Linked DNA regions of Mus musculus: regions 2 and 3 are each linked to region 1. A link is a loop called in an ENCODE intact Hi-C map of the cell type or tissue named here. Cell type or tissue: heart. All regions are shown on one strand.

Evidence for each region. Hi-C counts contacts between places; a loop is a spot of excess contacts. Peaks named below come from ENCODE experiments on the same cell type or tissue, not always from the same donor. Only the 100,000 strongest peaks of a DNase experiment are listed, where the experiment ranks them.
Region 2: it touches region 1 in a loop (2.5-fold over the local background); 14 of 42 quality-filtered maps call a loop at or near these places.
Region 3: a loop joins it to region 1, with 6 times the contacts of the local background. A loop is called at or near these places in 11 of 42 quality-filtered maps.

Annotation. Positions count from the first base shown.
Region 1 is chr9:21,801,619-21,806,618 of GRCm38, reverse strand. Dock6 (dedicator of cytokinesis 6) reads left to right here. Exons shown (of 50, transcript NM_177030.3): 42 at 1,769-1,900; 43 at 1,995-2,009; 44 at 3,501-3,626; 45 at 3,716-3,805; 46 at 4,030-4,266; 47 at 4,751-4,894; 48 at 4,991-5,000. Gm39305 (a long non-coding RNA gene) reads right to left here and starts at 223. Exons shown (of 3, transcript XR_870577.2): 1 at 1-223. In heart, a CTCF peak has its summit at 2,039 (motif pointing right); DNase peaks (open chromatin) are centred at 2,138, 3,644 and 4,828; H3K4me3 peaks cover 694 bases; H3K27ac peaks cover 1,497 bases.
Region 2 is chr9:21,689,047-21,694,046 of GRCm38, reverse strand. All of the region lies in intron 29 of Smarca4 (SWI/SNF related, matrix associated, actin dependent regulator of chromatin, subfamily a, member 4), which reads right to left. Among named protein-coding and RNA genes, the nearest start is that of Gm26511, 32 kb to the left of the region's middle. In heart, a CTCF peak has its summit at 2,020 (motif pointing left); no DNase peak of the experiment used is centred here; H3K27ac peaks cover 267 bases.
Region 3 is chr9:21,749,552-21,754,551 of GRCm38, reverse strand. It overlaps Ldlr (low density lipoprotein receptor), which reads right to left. Exons shown (of 18, transcript NM_010700.3): 18 at 4,633-5,000. Among named protein-coding and RNA genes, the nearest start is that of Spc24, 8.3 kb to the left of the region's middle. In heart, CTCF peaks have their summits at 991 (motif pointing left) and 3,098; DNase peaks (open chromatin) are centred at 381, 1,861, 2,291 and 2,981; H3K27ac peaks cover 2,168 bases.

The DNA of each region.
Region 1 (5,000 bases):
CCCACTCTGGCTTGTATGTTGGTTCCAATCGATAAAGCTCCATTGACAGATACAACATTGTCCCCCTGCAGTCCAGAGTTCACAGCCAGGATCAGTCTGGGTTATATACATAGGCTGGAGGCGTTAGCACACATGCAACTCCACAGACCCCACTGTAGGCTTGTCCAGAGGCCACTTCCTGAGTCTCTTAATCTAAAAAAGCTCAAAACAGGAAAGCCAGTTACCACTTCCCTCCTTCCTGGGATTAAGATTCCTTCTCCTCTTCCTCCCCTCCCTCTTCCTCCTCTCCCTCTTCCTCCTCTCCCTCTTCCTCCTCTCCCTCTTCCTCCTCCTCCTTCCCTCTCACTCTCCCCCCCTCCTCCTCAGTGTAGTGGTAGGAGGGAACCTAGGGTTTAGTGTGTGTGTGTCTATGTGTGCGTGCGTGCGTGTGTGAAGTGTGGTCAGAGGACAACCTGTAGAAGTTAGTCCTCTCCTGCCATGTGGACTCCTGGGATTGAACCCAGGTCATCAGGCTGAGTGGCACGTGCCTTTTCCCGAAGCCCTCCTTCCCTTTCTCTTGCTGTGATCAACACCAGGACCAAAAACACCCTGGAGAGGAAAGGGTTGATTTTGCCTCACACTTTCAGGGAACAGTGCACCTCTGAGGGACCTCAGGACAGGAACCTGGAGGTGGGAGCTAGTGCACAGACTGCACCACAGCTCACTGCTTGCTCTCCTGGTCACCAGCCAGTGGGTGCTCCACCTCCACATCAGTCACGAATCACAAAAGTGTCCCAAGGAGACATTTTCTCAACCTGAGGCTCCTTCTCCGATTGCCTTAGCTTGTGTCAAGGTGACCGACAGACAAACCTAAGCCCCACACCCACAGACTCGTCAGTACCCTTGGATGTCTGTTGTTTTGTGACAGTATCTCAGTACATGACCCAAGCTGCCTAGATCTTCCTTCTTTCTTCCTTCCTTCCTTCCTTCCTTCCTTCCTTCCTTCCTTCCTTCCTCTTTTATCTTTTGTTGTTGGTGGTGGTTTTTTTTTTTTTTAAGGGGGGAGCATCTCTCTACATAGCCCTGTCTGTCCTGGAACCCACTCTGTAGACCAGGCTGGCCTCAAACTCAGAGATCCACCTGCCTCTGCTTCTCAAGTGCTAGGATTAAAGGCATGTTCCACCACCGCCCAGCTAAAATATTTTTAATTAAAAATAAGATTTATTTTTATTTTACCTGAATGAGTGTTTGCATGTATGTGTTGGTACCATCTATGTGCTTGGTACCTGTAGAGGTCAGAAGAGGGTCCTGGATTCCCTGTAACTGAAGTTACAGACAGTTGTGAGCCACCATGTAGGTGCTAGGAATGAAACCCAGGTCCTCTGTAGGAGCAGCCAGTGCTTTTAGCCATGGAGCCATCTCTTCTGTCCTGGCTTTTTATTTTTTATTTTCTTAAAGCAAACTGGGAGGTGATGTAGCTCAATGGTGGATCAAGTGTTTGCCTGGCACATTTCAGAAGCTCTGGGCCCCTTCCCTAGTCTCACCATCACAAAACCTGTCCTCTCTTCCCACTGAGGAGGAACCAGTACAGAATCCACAGGCCTTGGACCTTGGTAGATGTTTGTGAGAAGGTGTGGAGGCCACAGTGGGGGCCTAACCAAGAAGACATGTCCTTTCTATCTAGAGTAGGGTTGTCAGGGTAATGGGAGGTGATTGGGAAGGGGCAGCCTGGGGTTCAGGGTACACTGAAGGTTTCGGGGCTCCTCACCTCACTTCTCCCATTCCCCAGGGTGGTCTGTATGAAGCGGTGAACGAAGTCTACAAAAACCTTATCCCCATCCTTGAAGCCCACAGAGACTACAAGAAGCTGGCTGCGGTGCACGGGAAACTGCAGGAGGCCTTCACCAAGATTATGCACCAGGTGGGCCCTAGGCCGCTGCTCCCATTCCCGGGTAGGCCCTCTCCAGCCCCTCCTTGACCTGGGACCCCTAATCTTGCCTCCTCTTTTCCCACAGAGCTCTGGCTGGGAGGTGAGTCCTGGTGAACAGTGGTCAACGAACACTAGGGGGCGCCAGAACAGCATGGCACCCCTCCATAGGGGCCTGAGCTCAGTGGTTGATGACGCACAGTCCCCTACTTATTCCCTTCCCCCAAATGCCCCATCTCAGGGGCAGCCTGTGAGTCACCCAGCTGGGAACTCTCCAGAGACACCCCTCCCTCGGGTAGGACCAGCTCAGTCACCACCAGGACTGTGGGTGGAAGAGGAATGGGGCTATCTCTCCCTCTCCGTCTCATTCCTTTTCTCCCTCTGCCTTAGGGCTCCCACGCTCTCTCCATCTCAGTCTCCCGACTCCCGGCTTTGCTCGGGACAACTACTCCTCATCTCTGTCAGGGTGCTCCCCACAAATCCCGCCTTGCCTTCTCCTTTCTATTTTTAGGCATCTCTCAGTTGAGGGAGAATTTTCTGGCCAAAGATGGCAGAAACCCAGAGCCCTAGGCAGGCTGGGTGGGGGCAAGTGGGTAGGTCCCCGCCTTTCCTGCATCGGAGATCTCCTTCTCCCTCTACAGAACGATTCTCATAGGGGGGTATAAGCAGGACCCTGGGAGGGGTAACTCTGACCTCTGACCTCTCCAATGACTGCATCTCTCTGTCTCCCATCTTTCCATTCTTGTTTCTGGCCACACAATGTCTGCCCCACCCTGTCTGGATCGGCTTTGGTGAGTGAATTTGGAATGATCCCACCTCCTTCCCCCATGGGTTGGGGAATGGTGTCTAGGGGTGTTTTTAGCCCCTTCCACATATGGGGCTAAAAACAGAGAGAATATCCTAGAGCTAGAGCCTAGCATCCCAGGACAGGAGGCAGCTCAGTATGTTCCTTAGCCACTCAGTCACCAGGGCACCTGGTAGGCCTGGGTCCCATGGGTACTGAGGTAGAGCTGGGAGCAACTCCACTCTAATTTGCTATTGGAATGCCTATGATGAGTGCCCAGCCGGTGAAAACTACAGAAACTCAAGTTTATGTTAAGCAAGGAAATTGACATAAGACTGGAACTCAGAAGGCTGAGACAGGAGGATACCCTGGTCTACATAGTGAGTTCCAGGTCAGCCAGGGTTATGTAGAGAGATCCTGTCTCAAATAAATAAACAAGCAAACAATTTTTTTAAGTTAAAAAAAAATTTGGCTGGGGTCTTAGCAAAGCCATAGAGTCCCAAGCTGGAATCTTGCAGTGAGAAGCTGGGGTGTTACTCAGCCCTGGAGTGCTCCCTTAACACGGGGCCTCTGAGTTCAATCGCAGCACACATATACACGTGAAAAGCCGGTGACCAGCCTTTGTGATCCGGGTCCCCTGGCATGTTCCTCTGTCTCACCCCTGTGTCTGAGATCCCCAGACAGGCTCCTGAGGTTCAGGGTTCCCCATCCCAGCTTGGTTCCCTCTCCATCCCACCCTGAGTGTGTCTGGAGTAGAGGCCATCTGCAGAGAGGCCTCCATGCCAACACCACTGGCTTCTCTCAGCCCAGCGTGTATTTGGGACATATTTCCGAGTGGGCTTCTATGGCACACGATTTGGTGACCTGGATGAACAAGAGTTTGTGTACAAGGAACCGTCAATCACGAAGCTTGCAGAGATCTCACACCGGCTGGAGGCACGTCCTGGCGCTGGGAGGTGGGCTAGGCAATGTGAGTTACAGTGGGGGCTGCCCCAGCTGACCCGGAGTCAACCCCGTGTCTTTAGGAGTTCTATACGGAAAGGTTCGGGGATGATGTGGTAGAGATCATCAAAGATTCTAACCCAGTGGACAAGTCCAAGCTGGACCCACAGAAGGTGGGTCCTCTGGTCCCTCCCTGCCCCCAAAATCCAATATTGGCGTTTGCATGGTGGGGGCAAGTCCGGTTTCTTGGGAGAGTCTGGTACATCCAGTTATAGGAAGAGCTGGGCCTTTCGATTCAAAGGGTTCAGGCCTGCAGGGACCAGGACCTCAGGCTGGAGCTGTGGTGTCAGGTGGACCCCGCACCACTCCCATCCTCTTACTCGGCCCCGTGTTCCAGGCGTACATACAGATAACCTATGTGGAGCCACATTTCGACACTTATGAGCTCAAGGATCGGGTGACCTACTTCGATCGGAACTATGGGCTGCGGGCCTTCCTCTTCTGCACACCCTTCACACCAGATGGACGTGCGCACGGAGAGTTGGCCGAACAGCACAAACGCAAGACGCTGCTGAGCACGGAGCATGCCTTTCCCTACATCAAGACACGCATCCGAGTGTGCCACCGTGAGGAGGTGGGACCCCAGACCCCTAGGGAGGGGAGGGAGATTCGGGGACTCAAGGTCCAGGGGGAGACTTTTCCAGGGAGGAAAAGGCAGAGGAACCCCACAAACAGTGCATTTCAGGGATGCTGGATTTGGGAAGAAAGAGATGGGGATATAGCAGATTGGGTTTGGGCAGTAGAAGGACCCAGGCTGTAGGCTCCAGATGCAAGCCTCTACCATCCAGCCTGGAGAAATGTGGATATCTCAACTGTAGAGTCCCTAGACCCGAGGGCAAACAGCAAGTGAAACAGACCAGAAACCCCAGCTGAGTCAAGACCCACCAGGGAGCACAGATCTCCAGCACTGATCATAGCCTGGGACCCTCCTGCCCCACAGAACATCACAGGCCCCAGCAGGTGTATCCAGACACGCAGACACATGTACTCATGATACATGTACTCATGTACACGCAGACACATGTACTCATGATACACACACCCCACTCACTCCACAGACAGTGCTGACACCAGTGGAGGTGGCCATTGAGGACATGCAGAAGAAGACCCGGGAGCTGGCCTTTGCCACCGAGCAGGACCCTCCAGATGCCAAGATGCTGCAGATGGTTCTCCAGGGTTCTGTGGGACCCACTGTGAACCAGGCATGGCTGGAGTTTCGGGGGGTGGGGGGCAGGATGCTGGCCACCGTGGGCCTCCAGTTGCTATCCAGGACCCTCATGAGTCTTCTCGCCCAGTAGGGTCCCTTGG
Region 2 (5,000 bases), 110 kb after region 1:
CAAATTCAAGAGATCCACCTACTACCCCTGCCTCCTGAGTGCTGGAATTAAAGGCATGCACCACCACCACCACCAAATCACCAATTCTTATTTTTTGGTTGGTTTTTCGAGACAGGATTTCTGTGTAGCCCTCACTGTCCTGGAACTCACTTTGTAGACCAGGCTGGCCTCAAACTCAGAAATTCGCCTGCCTCTGCCTCCCAAGTGCTGGGACTAAAGGCCTGTGCCACCACGCCCGTCTCACCAATTCTTTTAAAGACAGAATCACATGTGTCCCAGACTAGCCTTGAATTCACTTCTGATGCCTCTGCACCCCCTCCCTGAATGCTGGGGGCTATGGGTGTGTACTTCTGCAGTACTGGGATGGAACCAAGGGTCTTGTATATACCACCTAAATATTCTGGCATCGGATAAACAGACCAGTCCTGCTTATTGTTCTTATTGTGGTCTCATGTTGGTCAACAATGGAATCTGAGCATAAGGTTTAAGAAGCCTGGAACACTGTCTGTGGAGCCCAGTGCTGTACGGGACACAATTTCCAATACCTCCATTTGGGGAAGAGATCCTGAATATGGCACTAGAGGAAGTCAGGCTGATAATGGAGCCTGTGACTACAGGTCCACAGGAATGGGGACTAGGGAGTAGGAGCAAATGGACAGCAAACTGACCGAGGCTAGAGGCAGACAGGGGAGGCCCAAGGTCTGTCTGCAGCAATGGGCAGGACTGGGTGGCCACAGCCCAGGCTCAATTTGTCAGCAATCCATCTGTAGCAACCTCCGTGTCAAAGAACACCTCAATCTTTTTTTTTTTGAGGCATCAGGAACCTGGGAACCAAAGGGTAATGGGTATTTTGGTCTAGCAGAACAAATGGGCTGGGGAGTTTGTGGTAACTAGATGTGGAGATCATGCCAGAGAGGTGAGTGGCTTACACACCACTTGTCGAGGCTTATTTAGTGGGACATAGAACCTTTGTTCAATATAAGGCCTTCCCAGGGATACAGGGTGCTGCTGACTCCAGGGGAACAGAGAACAGGAGGCAGGGGATCCAGCCCCCCTACCAGTCCTGCCTGTTTGCCTGTGAGCTGCAGGCTGATCACTGGTCTCATCATCACCTGCCTGCTTACTTTGGTGTGTAAATGTTTGGCCCAGGGCATGAAGCCCAAGATGAAATCTGTCTCTTAACCAGGACAGGTGGATCCTTTTCAAATAGATTCTAAGGTGAGCTCAGAGCCTTAAGTGGCTAGAACAAGGAAGTAGGCCACGGCTGCCCCAACTGAGTCGCAGAGTGAGCGCTGCATGTGGCCTGGCCTGTGGCTCATTTGGCCTTACTCTGGCCAGAGTCTGCTGCTAGCTTGTGGTTTTAGCCACAGACCTGGACCCACCAGGCAGCATGCCCAGATGTTACTCAAAGGTCCAGAGGCTGAAAAGCTAGGGGGCTCATTTGCTCCATCTTCCCTGAGGACTGCAGCACGACCCCCTCTACTTGGAAGAAGAGATTTAATTGTCCAAGTACCTCAGGCAAAGATCCACAGCCTGTCAGCAGGCATCTTCTCCCTTCCCCAAGCATTGACTCTCTTCTCTGAAAAACATCTTCCTTCTGCCTCTGTACACTGAGCAGGGGCCAGAAGAAGATAGTGTGGCCTGTTGAGAAGTCCCAGGCAGTGCTGCAATCTCTGGTTTATTTCTGGGCCTGAAACTCAGTGGCCTGACCTCTCAGTCTTGTTCTCCACTTGGAAACTGAGGCATAGAGATAGAACATAATTGTAAAATTTACCACTTTCAACCTTCCAGAAAAGAGAAGATGGAGTCAGATATGCTCAGCCTGGCAGTGTGTCTACCACCATGGAATGTCAAGTACAGATACCATTCCCCATCGTGCTACAACCCACAGTGTAAAACCTGAGGTCACCATGACCTCAGTACATAGCAGCAAGGTCTCTGGGAGGTCTGCAGCCCAGGCACAGCTGAGGGGTCCAAGGCTGGACACCTGGGTCAGCTGGCCATGAATGGCGCCCTCTAGTGCTCCAAAAGCTGTTCTTATGCACTTGAAAGATTCTGCTTGGTGCCCTTGTTTTTCCATGGTCCAAGACAAGGTAAAACCTCAACTCCTGACTCCATTTTAATTTTCTTTTCTTTTCTATTTTTTTTTGTTTTTTGTTTTTTGTTTTTTTGGGTTTTTTTGAGACAGGGTTTCTCTGTGTAGCCCTGGCTGTCCTGGAACACACTTTGTAGACCAGGCTGGCCTCGAATTCAGAAATCTGCCTGTTTCTGCTTCCCAAGTGCTGGGACTAAAGGTGTACGCCACCACGCCCAGCTTTAATTTTCTTTTTTTTTAAAAAGATTTATTTATTTAATGTATGTGAGTACACTGTAGCTGTCTTCAGGCACACCAGAAGAGGACATTGGATCTCATTACAGATGGTTGTGAGCCACCATGCGGTTGCTGGAAATTGAACTCAGGACCTCTGGAAGACCACTCAATGCTCTTAACCTCTGAGCCATGTCTGTAGACCTCACTCTTAACGTTCATCCATGTTTTGATTTCAAAGTTAAGACCTTGTGTTCCCCACCTCACTTCTCTGATGGGCCTTTGGCTGTTGTGTGCGACAGTGCTGGGGACAGGGCTCAGAGCACACGTGCCAGGCACAGCGTTATTCTTTTTTTTTTTTTCCCCGAGATAGGGTTTCTCTGGCTATCCTGGAACTCACTTTGTAGACCAGGCTGGCCTCTACCTCCCGAGTACTGGGATTAAAGGCGTGCGCCACCAAGCCTGGCTGGCGTTATTCTTGCTCTAGCAGCTCTCTAACATGGATGGAGCCTGAGACAGCAAGGAGAACAGAGTAGCTCCACTACAGGTAGCTAGGTAGTCAGGACCCTTACAGATCCCCGTGAGTTCCAGGCCAGCCTGGTCTACAGAATGAAGTCCAGGACAGCTAGGTCTATGCTGAGAAACCCTGTGGAGTAGGGTAGGGAGGAGCGAAGCACTGTGGTAATTCAGGTCCTTCAGGTTCCATTTTTAACTAGGCTCACTGCATATCTGAGTAGAGGGCTTTAGGAAGGAATCTGAAAAGATCCCAATCTGTAACCCCAATGCTCAGAAGGCTGAAGCAATTGGATTTCCTTAAAGTTGAGGCCAGCTTCGGCTATAAATAAAGCAAGTGCTTGCCTAAAAAACAATAAAGAGGTTAAGAGTACTGTCTGCTCTTCTAGAGGTCCTGAGTTCAATCCCCAGTAACCACAAGGTAGCTCATTACCATCTATAACGTGATCTGGTACTCTCTTCTGGCCTGCAGGACTATATACAGGAAGAGGACTATATACGTAATAAATAAGTCTTTAAAAAACAAATCAAAACAAAAACAAAACCCAACCAACCAACAACCCAAAAGGTTCAAACGTTTTCCTGAATATTTCATTTGATGGCTCAGAGTGCTCTGGCGGAAGACAGGTTCAAAGCACCTACATGGTGGCTCACAAGCATCTCTATATAACTCCAGTTCTTCTGCTCTCTGCCACCAGGCACACACAAGCTACAACACTCACATACATTAAAAGAGTAAAAAAAAATAAAAGTTTGATGTTTGTTAAGGCTGCATAGTGAGCTCTTGTCTAAAATAAGAAGTAAAACTGCAGTTTGATGCTACGGTGTTATTTCCCCCTCTTTTCTCTAGCACAGCCTGACAGAGGGTAAGGGTCATTGGACCTGACTTTGAATGCTGCCAGCCATGCCAGAGGCCAGTGCTGACTCAGAACCTTCTGGATGACAGGCATGTCATACACAATCTGTGGCCTCCGTCCTTGGGTGCTGCAAAGTGACCTCTGAGCCCTTGAAATGCCTTTCTGGGCAGGAGGTAGGGCTGTGATTTAAGCTGGTAAGTCTGGATCAGGCTGACCAGCAGAGGTAGTGGATACAGAGGTCAGTCATGTGAATGGCCAGATGTGAACACACAACCAAGTCCCAACAAAACCCCTGGGTGTCCAGGCATCCCTGAGGCTGGTGAGATGTCTCAGCGGTCAACACTGCTCTTCTGAAGGTCCTGAGTTCAAATTCCAGCAACCACATGGTGGCTCACAACCCTCCGTAATGAGATCTGATGCCCTCTTCTGGTGTGTCTAAAGACAGCTAAAGTGTACTTACATATAATAATAAATAAATCTTTGGGCCAGAGGGAGCAGAGGTTTTGAGTTCAATTCCCAGCAACCACATGATGGCTCACAATCATCTGTACAGCTACAGTGTATTCATATGCATTAAATAAATAAATAAATAAATCTTAAAAAAAAAAAGTTCCATTTATTACCAGAATTGTGGCTGTTCTGTTAGCTACTTCCCTTGGCCATTTTCATCTCCGCCTTTCTACCAGACTTTGCCTAAGCTCACAATGTACAGCCTAACAGCTTGTCTTGTCTTCCTAGGAGCAAGTTTAATTAAGTAAGTGTCAAAAGTACACACAAAATGAGCCACTGCTGTACCTAAACATAATTTTTGAAAATTTATTGAAAGAAAGAACGAACGAACGAACAAGAGAGTTTAACCGAGTAAGGTAGGTGGTATCTGACCAGAAAAATGAGGCAAGGCTGTCTTTCCTCAGGTGACACGTGATTGGGGCTATGAGGAATCCATGCTAGGGTGATGGGACCTGCTTCCAACGAAACCAGAGCTCACCGCCACCCTCAGACTCAGAGGCTTCCGGTGACGATCCTTTAATCCTTCCCTCTGTGGAGCCTAGATTCCTTGATACTGTCCACTCTAGTTAAACTCACACAGAAACCAAGTATCAAGCCCCAAGACCTCTTGTCCCCAGGGTCCTATATGCACACTGTCACTGCCTCACTAGGTGTGCAGCATTTAGGTTTCACTTAAAAAAAAAAAAAAAATAGGCTGAGCCCTGCAACAGAGCCATCTTGACAAACCAACTCTAAGAGAGTCTTCACCTTACCAACTGCACTACGATCACATTTTCTGTTCTCTGGAGACTGTCCTGTTCTACTGCTGGGTG
Region 3 (5,000 bases), 52 kb after region 1:
TCACCTAAATAGCACCTTCTGCTCTTCCAAGGGATCTGGGTTCGATTCCCACCATCCACAGAGTTAAATGTCTTTAGCTGTAGTTCAGGAGATTGGAGCCTTCTGACTTCATCATGTGCCAGGCACACACAGTGTGCAGACACATGTAAGCGAACCACTCATAAAATACATAAATCTTACCAAAAAACCCAGCAGAGCAGCAGGAACCAACAACGAGGCTTTGCACAAGAAGGGCAAGTGCCCAGCTGCTCAAACTCCTGACCCTCTGGTGGCAGGGGAGCCTCACTCCCTTCCCTGGAGGAGCACTGGGGGCTGACTCCAAGGTCCAGTGAGTGAGGACTGTGGCCCAGCACCCTGGAGAGCCCCCAGCTCTGCATGCCTAGGCTCTGAGTCACTGCCCAGCACTGGCTGGCTGCCTGGGACATCTTGGGGCCAGGCCACAGCCTCCTGCCCAAATTCCTACCCACAGCCTGACTTGCTCCTTCTAAGAGAACCAGCCAGAAGGAGGAGCAGTCCTGAATCTAATTTACAGATGAGGTAAACTGAGGGACGGATCCATCTGGCCATTTCCCTTAAGTCCCAAGACATTATATGAAGTCCAGGGGTTGACCCATTCACCTGTGTTCTACTGCCACCAATCCCTAAGGCACATAGTGTCTTCCTCTGAAGTGTCACCAGGACTAGGTGGTTTTTTAGGACAGTGGTAAGAGCACCCAGCAGGTGGCCAGCCCCTTTCTCCAGTCTCTCCCTCTTTCTGTTGGGGTTAGCTGCAGTTAAGAGCTGTTTCCTTAAGCAGGAAAGATGCATAGACCTAGGAAATGAGCAGGAGGAGCCAGGCAGCCAGATTTGAAGGCTGTCTCCTCATGACACAAGGGCTGGGCTGGAGGCTGGAGAGATGGCTCAGTGGTTAAGAGCACTGACTGCTCTTCCAGAGGTCCTGAGTTCAAATCGCAACAACCACATGGTGGCTCACAACCATCTGTCATGGGATCTGATGCCCTCTTCTGGTGTGGCTGAAGACAGCTACAGTGTACTCATATAAGTAAAATAAGTAAATCTTTAAAAAAAAAAAAAAAGCTGGGCTGGTGTGGGGGACAGGATCGGTTGTCTGTTATGGGCATGACCACACTTGGACTCTACCTGTGACCTCTGTTGTTGGGGCCACTCTCACCTGGATCTCGGGACCTCCTAATAGGTCCTTTTTACTGTGTGTCTGTATGGAGAGTCACAGTATGTAGGGAGGTAAGTGCAGGCCCCGGGGTGCAGGCATGCTTGTGAGAGGTAAGGGATCAGTTCTCTCACCTTTACAAGGATTACGACCAGATCAAACTCGATCACCAGGCTTGGAAGACAAGCGCCCTTACCTACCCTTTGAGCCACAAGCACATTCAGGCTCCTGCTGGCTGAATGGTTCTGTGGCAGCCATACTTGTAAGTGGCTGGAGCTATGGAAGTATGCCTGGCTGCGCGCATCATCTGGAAATGGAAACTAAACCCAGGCTGGAGATTTGTCTCAGGTTTCACACCTGGTAGGTGTTTGAGCTCCGGGGTGGGGGTGGGGGTGGGGGGACTCTCAATCTCCTGCTAGGAAGGAGGTCAGCACACCTGGCAATAAGGAAGTGACAGGGGATAAAATGCTGGGGGGGGGGGGGGAGGCTGGGAGGGTAGAGATGGTGACACAGAATAATGCTAAGCTGGGAGCAAGCTAAGGACTGCCACCAGGCAACCGCAGAAAGCATCTTGATCAATCTGGGCCTGCAGTCCACAGTATAGGGGGAAGATTTTCCAGACAGCCAGTGGCTCTGCTGAGTAAGAGACTGATCTAATTAAGCTCCAAGCTTCTCCCACACACTCCCTACAAGGCCTGGCCAAAGGGCGGGACAAGGGAAGGACAGAGCTCCTCTAGGGCAGGAAGCAGATTCGAGTAGGGGTGTCAGACAAGACACAGGAAATCTAGGGAGACTTTCCCCAGGCAGGCTGAGTAGGAGTGATATTCCTGAGAACTTAATCTCAGAAAACCACAGTGGGAGCTGGAGCCGCAGCGGGCGCTGGGGAATGCTGGCTGCCTAGCAGAGCACCCTTCCCACTGTCTCCCCCGTGCCATTCCCGCTGGGGCTCCAAGCTGGCTCACCACACACAGCTGTGGGCTCAGACACTGTGAGTTGGAAGGGACCACAGCCTGGGGGGCTGGTGGTCAGCGGGGAACAGCAGTTCGTGTGTCAGAAATCAGCTGCTGCCTGCCATTCTTGTCCTGGGCAGAACTGAATCCACAGAGACGAGGCAGGCAAGACCACCATCACTTGCCCACCCTGGGTCAGATAGGTACTGCACACACGGGTACACATCCAGGTCTTTCACTGATTGCTATTCTGAGCCCAGAGAACTGCAGGCAAAGAAGACGGGAGAGCAGAAAAGGGGACCCTGACCCAAGTACCTCCCATTCCCCTCGCTAGGTAGGCACTGCACAGTGAGTTAAACACCAGCCCTTCAGTGCCTGTTGGTAAGTAAAGTGTTTTTAAGACAGAGTCATGGGCCCCAGGTTGGTCTGAAACTCACTATGTAGGGGAGGATGACCTTGAACTCCTGATCTTCCTGCCTCCACCTCCCCAGGGGTAGGGTGACAGGTACGGGTGAGGACACTTGGCTTTGCAGGGCCTTGAAAATAAAAGCTGAAGCCCAGGATCAGAAATGCTCACCAATGGGTGGTGGCACTCCACTTTAATCCCACACCCTGGAGGCAGAGGCAGGCAGATCTCCAGTTCGTGGCCAGCCTGGTCTACAGAGGGAGTTCTACAACAGCCAGAACCACACAGAGAAACCCTTGTCTTGAGAAGAAGAAAGTCAGTCCATCACCTTCCATGCATGATGTCCCGTGGGAGCCCCACACCTGCTCTCCAGTCTGTTAACTCCCAGGACGTGGAAGCTCCACCATGCTGTTAGCCACACATGCCAGCACCATGACTCAGGGAGGCAGTCCTTGAAGGCCTGTGAAGCCACGGGCTTTCCAGGCCACTTGCTTCTCCACTTTCTCTCTGAGGCAGTTTGGCTCTTGCCCCAAACAAAGGGCAGAAGGAAGGACGGATGTGCCACCCCGTGGATTCAGAGGAGATGGCAGGCCTGGGTAGAGGTCCCACCAGTCTGGCAGAAGGTGGAATTACTGGGCTAACGAGGCTCTGAAGTGCACAGGGTCACACAGAAAACTACAGCAGAGCCAGGGTCGGAGCCAGGTTGTTTGTCTAGTGTATCTCCATTCCTGTTCTGTTTCCCCAAGACTCTTTCCCTGAATTTTTCTTTTCTTTTTTCCCTTCAGGGGGAGGGGAGGGAGTTCGAGACAGGGTTTTCTCTATGTAGCCCTGGCTGTCCTGGAACTCACTCTGTAGACCAGGCTGGCCTCGAACTCAGAAATCCGCCTACCTCTGCCTCCCAAGTACTGGGATTAAAGGCGTGAGCCACCACACCTGGCTAAGATTTATTTATTATATGGAAGTACATTGTAGTTGTCTTCAGACACACCAGAACAGGGTGTCAAATCTCATTCCTGATGGTTGTAAAACCCTGTCTCGAAAAACCATAAATAAATAAATAAATAAATAAATAAATCTTAAAAAAAAAAAAAAGACTTGCTCTTTGGTTAGTGTGCTCACCTTCATCATCCCTCGTGGATGTGTGAGACAGAGAATAATGCCTCTGTCTTAAAAAATACCCCTCGTGGATGTGTGAGACAGAGAGAATAATGCCTCTGTCCTAAAAAAGACGGCCGGTGAGAGACACAGCTCAACACTAACACTGGGAAGGCTGAGGCAGGTGAGTTTAGTCTGGGTTTTCAAGTTTATAATGAGGTTGGTTGGATGTTATTCTATGGCAGGCTCACTGATGTCCCAGGAGGGGGTCAGGGAAGTCGCTGTGCAGACAGAAAGGCAGCGGCTGGGACAGAGGAAGAAAGTATACAAGCAGAGGAGACAGAACCAAAATGTCTAGATTACCTAATAGAGCCTTGGGGAGAGGAAGCCCCGCCCCTGGGCTGCAGGGGCTGGAAAGTTCAGGGTAGACTGTGGGGTGTACCTACCTATGTGCCCAGCAACAGGTAGGGACTGCAGGATACTGGGAGAACTTGTAGGCCAGGTCTGCTTTGGTATTTAAAATAGGCACTTCAGCTACTCTTCCTGGCCCTGCAACCCAACACAGGCTACATTGTGAGATCCTGGCTCCAAACTACCAAAACCACGCAACTCAAACAGAAGGCACAGCTAGCGAAATGGTGGACTCAGCAGCTAAGGACGCTCACTTTGTCACCAGGGGCACGGCGCACACTCGAGCACCAGCTTAGCAAGATGGGAGTTCTCTGAACCTTGTAACCCCTGACTCTGAGCAGAGCAGAGCCAGGCTGGGCCTTGTTGGCATTAGACATAGCTGAGGGGGCCCCAGGTTCAGGGAAGAACTTTGCCTCAAAGGAACAATTTGGAGTTTCAGGACACCCACACGGAGAGAGGTGCGTGACCCCCTCCCCCCCACACACACACAAGCCTGTTCCTAAGCCTGGGTGAATACAGAGAAGTGGCTTCACAAAGCTATCCTCCAAGCCTCCCGATGCCTCCTCTGCACCCCACACCTCACACACATAAGGATGACAAAGTTTCCAAAAAAGAATTTAATCCATCACAGTATGATATTTTCAGCCTATAAAAACATCTGAACAAGGGTTTCAAAGCAGTTCCCACCCACTCAAAGCAACGCACAGGACAGGCCTGAGATCAGCCCATTCAAATCATCTTTGTATACAGAGCATCCCAGAGTATCACCCCAGCCTAACCTGGAGAAATTGCAGAGAGGTGCAGCAATCAGGGTTTGCAAAAATAAATAGATTTAATACATATGTGTGATATCCTTGAATATACAGAATGAAAACCGAGCCAGGTGCCATCGGCACATTACAGAGCTCTTTACAAGTGTCCCAGTGGGCTGGGCAGTGTGCCCTTGTGTCTTGAGTAGTGGACAGGTGGA